2 separate regions of the Homo sapiens genome follow, and region 1 is linked to region 2. Evidence: chromatin contacts called from ENCODE Hi-C data. All regions are on one chromosome and are shown on one strand. Each heading gives the region's core, a stretch centred on a gene start or an enhancer-like site at or near the end of the contact. The rest is flanking DNA. Distances are from core to core; before and after follow the strand shown. Region 1 holds the start of TTI1 (TELO2 interacting protein 1). Region 2 holds the start of SAMHD1 (SAM and HD domain containing deoxynucleoside triphosphate triphosphohydrolase 1).

Region 1 (4,854 bases), core at 1,823-4,322, 1.1 Mb after region 2:
TCCAATCCATTTTATAAAGCCAGTATTATCCTGATACCAAACCAAAGGCAATACAAAAATTAAAAAAATCTATAGACCAATTTCTCTCATGAGTATAGATGCAAAAATCCTAAAGAAAATATTAGGAAATTCAGCAGTATGTAAAACACACACACACACACACACACACACACACACACCATGATAAAGTGGGGTATATTTCAGAGATGCAAGACTGGCTCAATATTTGAAAATCAATTAGAGTTGTTAATACTAACAAGCTATTAACAAGCTTAAGAAGAAAAATCACATAATCATATCATCCTCACCTTTCAGACCTCTATATGTTGAAGAATCCTAGGACTCAGTCTCTTTTTACACCTTATTCCGTTATGACTCTCACATTTTTATCTCTAACCCAGATAGCTCTTCCTTGAATTCCAGACCCATAAACCCAACTGCCCCTTAGACATCTATACTCAGATAGGCATTTCCAAATGGACATGTCCAAATACAAATGCTTGCTCTTACTCTCCAAACCCACTCTTTTCTGTAATTCAGTAAATGGAAGCGCTATTCTTATAGTTGCTTAGGCCAAAACCCTTGGAGCTATCTCAACTCTCATATGTCTTTCACACCCCATATCCAATCTATCAGCGGATCCTGTTACCTCTTCCTCTAAAATATCCCCAGAACTGTCCCTTTCTTACCACTTCCACAGATACCACCCTGGTTTGAGTTATCCTTTCACCTGGGTTACTACAACAGCTGCCAAACTGGTCCTTCCTGCTTCTACCTTTGCACTCTTACTGTCTTATTTTCTACCTAACAGCCACAATGCTCCTTCTTTGTGCAAAACTGCCCAGTGGACTTCATTTCATTCAGAGTAACATCTAAAGTCTATACTATTGCCTACAAGTCACCATGTGATGCAGTCCCTTCGTACTTTTCTGAACTAATTTCCAGCCACCCTTCTAGTTCATATCACTCCAGCTTTATTGTCCTCTCTGCTGTTGCTCCAAAATGCCAACAATGGTATAAACTTGGTTTTCCCTCTTCCTGGAACAATGGCATATGGCTTGTCTCTCAAATGACATCTTATCAATGAGGCCTTCTCTGAGAAGCATAAGTAAAAGACTACCCACCTACACATATACATTCCTTATCCTCCTTATCTCCTTGATTTTTATTGAAGTTACTTACCACTTTCTGACTTATTCTAAACTTGCATGTTTGTTTTTCTATCTTTCTCAGTAGAAAGTAAGTTCCTGAGAACGTGGATTTTGTCTGTTAGCTTAGAAGAGTGCTTTGGACATAGGTGCTGAAAAATTATTTTCCGAATGAATGAATAAACTATTGGTTCAGGAGGCAAGAATTTGGGATCAGACATAAGATAACCCTAATTTGACTCCTGGCTCTGCTATTTCCTAACTATGTCCAAGTACATAGGGTACTTAACCATGCTTTACATTTTCTCGTCTATCAAATAGTGATTGTAATAATTTCAACTCCTAAGACTGATGTAAGAATTAAATTTAAAAAGTATGTAATGTGCTTAATAGACAGTGACTTGGTATAAAAGTGCTCAGTATATGACAGTGTTATTAATATGGAAAGATGATCTAGATTTCGACACAAAAGCCCTCAGTTATGACTAGATACTCACTGTATGATTTTAGGTTACTCACCTCTTTTACACTAACTCACTTGATAAATCAGGAACTGGGGCCAAAAAGATGGCTAAGTTGCAGCCCCTTCCCTCAAGTCTTAGTAATGTGATCTTGGGTAGGTCACTTAACCTCTCTGAGCCTGTTTCCTACGCTGTCCAAAGGGGGATAATATAATACCTCACAGCTTTGTTGTGAGGATTAAATGAGTTACTGTGTGGGAATTGTGTCTAGCACATAGTAACCTCTCACTGCGTTAGCTATGATTATGATTCCAGTCTGGAGGAAGGGTAAAAGCATGTAAGCAAAGAACTGCAATACAGTGCAATAAGAGCAAAAGCAGGCATCAACTAGAAGAACGTCTCCTAAACTAGAGTCTGCCCACAACTAGGAAGTTATACCACGATCAGGAAATTTTAAAACCCTCTTATGTCTATAACTTAACTCCCTACCATCACCCCCGTGGCAGTAAGAAAAACAAAATTTCTCTGCTGCTTTGATACCTGGGATTTAAAACTTAAAAAAAAAATAGGGTCAAGGTTTAGAGTCTCAGATAGTGTTTTGTTTTGTTTCAGAGAAGAGTCTCGCTCCATCGCCCAGGCTGGAGTGCAGTGGCACGATCATAGCTCACTGTAACCTCTAACTCCTGGGCTCAAGGTATCCTCTCGCGTAGCTGGAACTGCAGGTGAGCGTCACCATGCCTGGCTAATTTTCGCTGTTACCCAGGCTGGTCTTGAACTCCAGTCCTCAAGCTATCCTCTCGCCTCGGCCTCCCAAAGGGTTGGGATTACAAGCAAGAGACGTTGCGCCAGGCCTCAAATAGTGTGTCTCAACATGAGGTCAACAGACACATTGGGAAGGCTAAGTTAGTTCCCTCCACCTTTTCCCTAAAGTTAACACCTCACTTAAGTTCGAAAAAGTCAACTGGACCCGCAGACGGCAAAAGCAGCACGTAATAATACCCTGAGTGAGAACCCACTTAAGAGCCGAGAGCCCAAATGTGTGTTTCATGACGGCGCTGTTACAGACTAAAAGGTCAAAACAGGACATTAAAGGGTGCTCCGGGGGGCTGAGTAGGAGCTCACCAGGTGAGAAAGGGGATGTCACTTTCGGACAGAGAACGAGCGCCAGGGCGTGGAGGCGTGAAAAGGGCACGTGGGTGGCTTGGAAGAACCAAAACTAAGTGTTTTGGGGGACAGCCAGAGAGCCGAACACATATGGAGGAAAGATGCGGCCTGGGGCCCGCCAGATTAGAAAGGAAATCCCCCTCCCATATCCAGATCATGATCTCTCAGACTCAATGTCCCCTCAGGATACCCCTCTACAGGGTCCCAGCTGCTGGGCTCCCTCTGGTTCCCGCCACTCTTCCCTTACCTCGTCTTCCAGCCTTTCTCTCACTCTCCCGCCTCCTCTGCCTCGCCGGAAGTGACGCGCTAAGTAGCGCGCCGTATCGCGCCAGAAAGGTTCCGAGGGAGCGGGAAAAAGGGTTCCGGCGAGATCCACTGCGCCGGTGTGCAGGCTCGAGCGGTCAAAGCTCTTTCCGGGGGCCCGGGGAACTACTCTCCTTGCCTCGCTCTGTCTCCTTCGAAGTGCTCTGCGCGAGGTTCAGAGCGGCCGCCGCCTCCAAAGGGACGGTTTTCTAGAGCTCCGACGCCTCTCGGTGCCCCTCTGCTCCGGCCCTTGCCCTTTGACCTCGCTCTCGCGGCAGGGTGAGAGGTCGGGTGGCCATCTTGTGGCGGCGGCGCGGGCGGCTGTTACTGCGGAGACCCATCCCCTCCCCCTTCTCGCACCCCTGGCAGTCTGTCAGTCGGTAAAAAGTCCCGCAGCCTGTCAGGTGAGGCCCCGGCCTCGTGCCGTCGCTCTTCCCGCCGCACTGGGCGGCCCAGGCCGCTCCCTGCCGGGCCTCACTGCCGCCACCATGTCCTCCTTCTCTGAGTCGGCGCTGGAGAAGAAGCTCTCGGAGCTGAGCAACTCTCAGCAGAGCGTGCAGACCCTGTCCCTTTGGCTCATCCACCACCGCAAGCACGCGGGACCCATCGTCTCCGTGTGGCACCGCGAGCTCCGCAAAGGTAAACACCAAATCCCCACCCCCTGGACGGTCCCCGGATTGTCCTCTCGCCCACATACAACCTAGGCCCCTCTAAGCCTCTTCATTGAGCCTTGCTTTCCAGGCCTGATCGAGCTTCTGAGATGGGAGACAAAGTTAGCCCCATTTCTCGAAGAAGGAAACTGAGGCCCGGGAAGGTTTAAGGTACTTGCCTGAGGGTCCACGGACTGGGACTCAGGTGTCCAGACTTCTAGTTCATCAAGCCATTTTCCCTTCAGTTTCCCCCTGACATTTGTGGCTGTTATTATCTCGGCTGCATTCACTGCCGTACTGGCCCTAGCATGTCGGGCCCAGTGCTGGGTATTTGGAGTAAAAGCCAGTGGGCTCCGGAGTCAGACTCTGCAGATCGAGTCCTGGCTCAGCTATTTGCCAGCTGAATAATACTGGGAGAGTTTCTTCATCTCCCTGTGTCTCCGTTTTCTCATCTGTAAGAGGGAGGCAAGGATAGCTACCCCTTACAAAGCCTTTACTTCATACCAGTCACTATACTAAGACCTTTGTGTGTATCCTCGCACTCAGTCCTTAGAACAGCCCTGTGAAGTAGGTAGTCTCTCCCATCTTAGGTTAAGGGGCCACCCAGACCTTACCTCTCCTCTCCTCTCCTCTCTCATGCAGTTGTCATTGATTTCAGGCCCTGCTCAGGTTCTGACAGACAATTCATTGAACTCATTCTGTTATGTGCCAGGCACTGGCTTGGACACTTGCAGCATGTTGCCTCTGCCAACTGCCTAGAATTTAAGCCTGACTTTGCCGCCTTACTGACCCCAGCAACTTAACCTGTCTGTGCCTTAATTTTCTTATCTACAGAATGGATAACTGAAATTTACTATGTCTTTATTACATGCGAAGTGCAGTACTGATATCTTTACATACATTGCCATTAAAAAAAATTCTCGGAGCCCTATGAAGTAGGAACTTTGCAGAAGAGGAAAAACTGAGACTCATCTCGTGGTGAGGAGTAAACGGGATAATCCAAATGAACATTTAGCATGGGGTGAGGCACAGTGTAGGCATTCAGCAGATTATGGTGAGATGAGACTTTTGATTACTCACTGTGAGGCATGGTCTTTACCTTCAAGTTGCTTACAGTCTGGTGGGGAA
Region 2 (5,319 bases), core at 1,788-4,287:
ATCCTGGCCAACATGGTGAAACCCCATCTCTACTAAAAATACAAAAATTAGCCAGGTGTGGTGGTGGGCACCTGTAGTCACAGCTACTCAGGAGGCTGAGGCAGGAGAATTGCTTGAACCCGGGAGGCAGAGGTTACAGTGAGCCGAGATCACACCACTGCATTTCAGCCTGGCGACAGAGCGAGACTCTGTCTCAAAAAAAAAAAAAAAAGAAAAGAAAAAAAGAAAAGAAAAGAAGAAAGACTATTTCTACAGGGAGAAAGCTCCAATATCAGATATCTGCAAGAGGCTCAGGAATCAAACACATAGGCCGGCCGGGCGCGGTGGCTCACGCCTGTAATCCCAGCACTTTGGGAGGCAGAGGCGGATGCATCACCTGAGGACAGGAGTTGGAGACCAGCCTGGCCAACATGGTGAAACCCTGTCTTTACTAAAAACACAAAATTAGCCAGGCGTGGTGGCGTGCACCTGTAATCCCAGCAACTAGGGAGGCTGAGGCAGGAGAACCACTTGAACCCGAGAGGCAGAGGTTGCAGTGAGCTGAGATTGTGCCGGTGCACTTCAGCCTGCGTGACAGAGCGAGACTCCATCTCAGAAAAAAAATAAAATAATAAAATAAATTTTAAAAAATAATCAAACAGAGGCCCAAGAACCAAACAGAGGTTGGGCATGGTGGCTCACACTTGTAATCCCAGCACTTTAGGAGGCCGAGGTGGGTGGATGGTCACTCGAAGCCAAGAGTTTGAGACCAGCCTGGCCAACATGGCAAAACCCTGTCTCTAATTAAAAAAAAAAAAAAAATGAGGCCGGGCGCGGTGGCTCACGCCTGTAATCCCAGCACTTTGGGAGGCTGAGGCAGGCGGATCACGAGTTCAGGAGATGGAGACCATCCTGGCCAACATGGTGAAACCCCATCTCTACTAAAAATACAAAAAAATTAGCTGGGCGTGGTGGCACATGCCTGTAATCCCAGCTACTCGGGAGGCTGAGGCAGGAGAATAGCTTGAACCAGGCAGTTAGAGGTTGCACTGGGCCGAGATGGCGCCACTGCACTCCAGCCTGGCGACAGAGCGAGACTCTGTCTCAAAAAAAAAAAAAAAAAAAAAAAAGAATCCAACAGAAAAAGGGTCTTCTTTTATATGATAAAGGACGGGCAAGCAGAAATAAGCAGAATCTTTGGATAGGAACCTGGACGAGCAAGGGAAAATGAGCAGTGTAGCCCAACAGGACAGCATCCTACTGTGGTCAGCCGGTTCTCAAAAGAAACTGACCAGAGGGAGGCATATTCCACTGCTTTAGTGCCTGCCTGGTCAGATCTGGGGGTAAGCAAGAGTTGAGGGGCCCATAAGGGAAGAGAGAAGTCCGAATAAAGTTTGGTCAAGACAAAGCAGAAGCTAAGACATGAGCAATTGGGAACAGTTGGTCAGTTTTTACCAAATGAAAGCACATAGTGTCTTTGATAGCAATAGGTTGTAGGTTTAAGGAACACACATCATTCTGGAGGGTAACGAGTTAATCTACAAACCACTGAAACAGAGAGCCAACCACATTTTGAGACAGAAAATATGGAACTACTTCACTCCACTTGTTGCTAGTCAAAGAAAATAAAGTAATAATCCATCCCAGCAGTGGAGGGAAACGAAAGGGCAAAAGGGGGAAGAAAAAAAAAAAAGGAGAAATGCAATTTCCCATACCCATTCAAGCTATCTTTGGGTCCTGAACCACTAATGTTCCTCCTACCCCAGTTTCCAACCTAGCCAAACAGGGCCCCACCTAACAAATGCAAAAATTTACTAAATTTGCAAATCCCAACCACCAAAGAATCACCTTCCTATTGGACACCTAGAGGATATAAGGCAGGAGTCAAATCTCACACCCACCACAAAAAGTTGAGTAGAATTCACAAGGATGGATGCTTGGATACGAATCAGTAAAATATGATTAAAACTCAACCTAAACACTTCTCCAGGGGATGTGGCCAAACTGTGGCATGCTGGGGATTCAGTGGTCAACTGAACAACCCCAAGGTTCAGATTTTGGAGGGGAACCTGCTTTTAAAGAGCAAAACATGTTCCTTACCATGTTCTGCAAGTGCAGTCAACACACGCCTATCGGGCGCTGCTGGGATGCCAAGGAAGGTGATGGGAATTCAGAGATTAACCAAGCCAGTTCCTTCCCCTTCAGGAAAAGCCTCAATTCAGGGAGGAAACCGAAACCTAAAAGCCCCAGAACATCCTCTGATGTGGCAAGTGTTCAAGGAGCTGCGGTTAGCGCGGAGGGGTCCCGCGAGCCTGGATGACAGCAAGCCGCCCACCAAGGTCTGGGGAAAAATCTCCTTCTAACTAAAAAAAAGGGACCCGAGTCTCGCTTGTCCCGCGCCGGGGTGGCAAGTTAGTGAAGAAACCCACGAGAGTGAGATCCCAATCTACGACTGCCCCTCCCAGGTCCTCAATCCCGGGAGCCTGCTCCCATCCTACGAATCGCCTATCCCAGGCGACCCCATGTCTTCTTCCTCCGCCTCGGGGAGTCAGTCCCGGGAGCCCCATGCCGCAGGCCCTCCTGGGAACCCCCGCCGCAGGGCTCCCTCCCCCGCCTCGGGTCTTCCTTTCCTCGGCGCCCCCAGCGCAGGTCCGCCCTCCCGGGTGCCTCCCGCCGCAGGGCTCGCTCCTCGGCCTCGGTCCTCTCGTGGGGCCCCCTCCCTCAGGGCGCCTGGCCCGCGCCCCAGGTCGCCGCCCTTCGCCCCTCAGCCCCTCCGGAGCCGCTACCTCGGATGTTCTTCAGCAGCACCGGCTCTTCAAAGCCACCGCGCCTGAGGAAGGAGCACACCTGCTCCGGACCCCATGTCTTGTAGTCGGGATGGAGTTCCAGGCCCGGGGACCAGTCTGCCTCTGCGGAAGGGGTGTTTGAGGGGGTTCTCGGGCTGTCATCGCAACGGGGACGCTTGGAGGGCTGCTCGGAATCGGCTCGCTGCATGGCTACACCTGGCGTCCGGCACAGCAGTCAAGAACCTCGGCGCCGGACCCGCGCGCAGGCGCACTGACAGCAGGGCCCTGGCGGGGAGTCCAAGGAGTATTGGCAGCCTATTGGCCTCCTGCGCAGGCTCACTGACAGTTGAGCCCTTCGGGCAGGGCAGCCTAGCGGCTCTTGCCTTGGGCTCCCTGCGCAGGCGCAATGGCAGTCCAGTCGTCCTCAAATCAATCCCGCCAGGGCGCTGGACGTGAACGCGAAAGGGCGTGGCTAGAAGCAGAACTGAGGGCAGTGCTGGTGGAAAGGGGGAGGAAAGAGCGCGCCCGGCACCGCACCCCCAATTAGGGGCTCGTCTAGTGAATTGGGGGTATTCTCCTTCGAATGAGTACACTACCCGCCGCACCTTGGCCGGGTTTCAGATGCCCCAAACTTAAAAGAAGCCTAAAAGGCCGTCAGGCTGCCAGCACCTTCCCAGTGAAGAGGAAAACAGTCAAGGTGCTGAACTGGAAGAACCCGGAATGATTTCAAATGTGACTTGAGGGTGTCTTCATTCCACAGTATTGCTGGTCAACTAGAGGGCCCTGGGATACCTGTTGTCTGGTGTCCACACAGGAGGGGACTTCAGACTTCTTTCCAACTAGAGACAGAGCCCTCCATCCCAACTGCATTCCCAGAGGAAGGAAAGTGGCCAGTCTGATTACTTAAAATTTAACTTCTGAGGACTTTTACTGCCTGGTTGTAACAGCATGTGAAAATGGCAGGCATTTTCCCATCACTTAACCCCTCTGCGGCAGGGCTCAAACTTCCCTATAAATACTGGTCCATGCAATTGCCTGGTAAAAGGACATATCACTATTACTGTTAATAAAGCCAACACACCTTCCCAGCAACCAAGGCATAGACCTGTTTAGGGGGTCAAGGACGAATGAGGCGGAATAGCTTATCATCAAGCAGTATGAACTAGTGGTCTACTGGTGAGCCAAAATATTATTTGCAAACAGAGCTTTACTGTGTGCCAGGCACGGTTCTAAGGGCTTTACAAATATAAAATAATTTTATATTTATACATAATACTAAATGAATTAAGTACATTCATTAAATTATTTAAATATTAAATAATTTTTATAACTTCTAAGGGTTTTACAAATATTGTAAAGTTCTAAGGGCTCTACACATATTACTTCACTTAATTATCACAATTACCTTAGGATGTAGGAAAAAGTAATTTGCCGCAGGTCTTCTTTTTTTTTTTTGAGACGGAGTCTTGCTCTGTTTCCCAAGCTGGAGTGCAGTGGCGTGATCTCAGCTCACTGCAACCTCTGCCTCCCAGGTTCAAGTGATTCTCATGCCTCAGACTCCCAAGTAGCTGGGACTACAGGCGCCTGCCACCACACCTGGCTAATTTTTGTATTTTTAGTAGAGACAGGATTTCACCATGTTGGCCAGGCTGGTCTTGAACTCCTGACCTCAGGTGATTCCCACACCTCAGCCTCCCAAAGTGCTGGGATTACACAGCCGTACCCAGCTGCCCAAGGTCTTACAGCTAGGAAATGATGAAGCCTGTATTCAAACCCAAGAGATGTAACTTGGTTCCAAAGTCCATGGTCTTGATAACTTGCCAACCACTGCTTGTTAAAGGGGGTTTGGGGCTGGGTGCAGTGGCTCATGCCTGTAATCCCAGCACTTTGGGAGGCCAGAGCACTCACTTGAGGCCAGGAGTTCAAGGCCAACCTGGCCAACATGGTGAAACCCCATCTCTACTAAAATACAAAAATTAGCCAGGCCTGGTGGTGCATGCCTGTAATCCCAGCTACTCAGGAGGCGGGGGCACGAGAATCACTCAAATGTGGGAGGTGTAGGTTGCAGTGAGCCAAGATCTTCCCGTTGCACTCCAGCCTGGGCAACAGAGCAAGACTCTGTTTCAAAAATAATAATAATAAAAAATAAATAAATAAGTAAAGGGGGTTTTGATATAAAACTATTTTCTATTATTTAACCCACAATTTTCAATGGCTCCCTTTTCCTGCAGACCCATGGAGGAAAGTATAAAGGTGTTCCTGCCAGGCGCAGTGGCTCACGTCTGTAATCCCAGCACTTTGGGAGGCCGAGGCGGGTGGATCACCTGAGGTCAGGAGTTCGAGACCAGCCTGGCCAACATGGCAAAACCCTGTCTCTACTAAAATTACAAAAATTAGCTGGGTGGCCAGGCGCAGTAGCTGTCACCTGTAATCCCAGCACTTTGGGAGGCCGAGGCGGGTGGATCACAAGGTCAGGAGTTCAAGACTAGTCTGGCCAACATGATGAAACCCGTCTCTACTAAAAATACAAAACAATTAGCTGGGCATCGTAGCA

Evidence for each region. Hi-C counts contacts between places; a loop is a spot of excess contacts on that map. Pooled maps may share reads with other maps.
Region 1: a loop to region 2 is called in a pooled map, with 7 times the contacts of the local background. The contact joins the promoter of TTI1 here to the promoter of SAMHD1 in region 2. A Hi-C loop is called at or near these places in 4 of 50 pooled maps.

What each region holds. Positions count from the first base shown.
Region 1 is chr20:38,030,384-38,035,237 of GRCh38, forward strand. TTI1 (TELO2 interacting protein 1) reads right to left here and starts at 3,073. Exons shown (of 8, transcript NM_001303457.2): 1 at 3,021-3,073. It overlaps RPRD1B (regulation of nuclear pre-mRNA domain containing 1B), which reads left to right and starts at 3,363. Exons shown (of 7, transcript NM_021215.4): 1 at 3,363-3,715. The coding sequence starts at 3,565. It overlaps LOC124904898 (a long non-coding RNA gene), which reads left to right and starts at 3,723. Exons shown (of 2, transcript XR_007067579.1): 1 at 3,723-4,854. RefSeq lists enhancers at 2,804-3,399, 2,930-3,199, 3,400-3,995.
Region 2 is chr20:36,948,671-36,953,989 of GRCh38, forward strand. SAMHD1 (SAM and HD domain containing deoxynucleoside triphosphate triphosphohydrolase 1) reads right to left here and starts at 3,038. Exons shown (of 16, transcript NM_015474.4): 1 at 2,766-3,038. The coding sequence starts at 2,973. RefSeq lists a silencer at 2,533-2,752.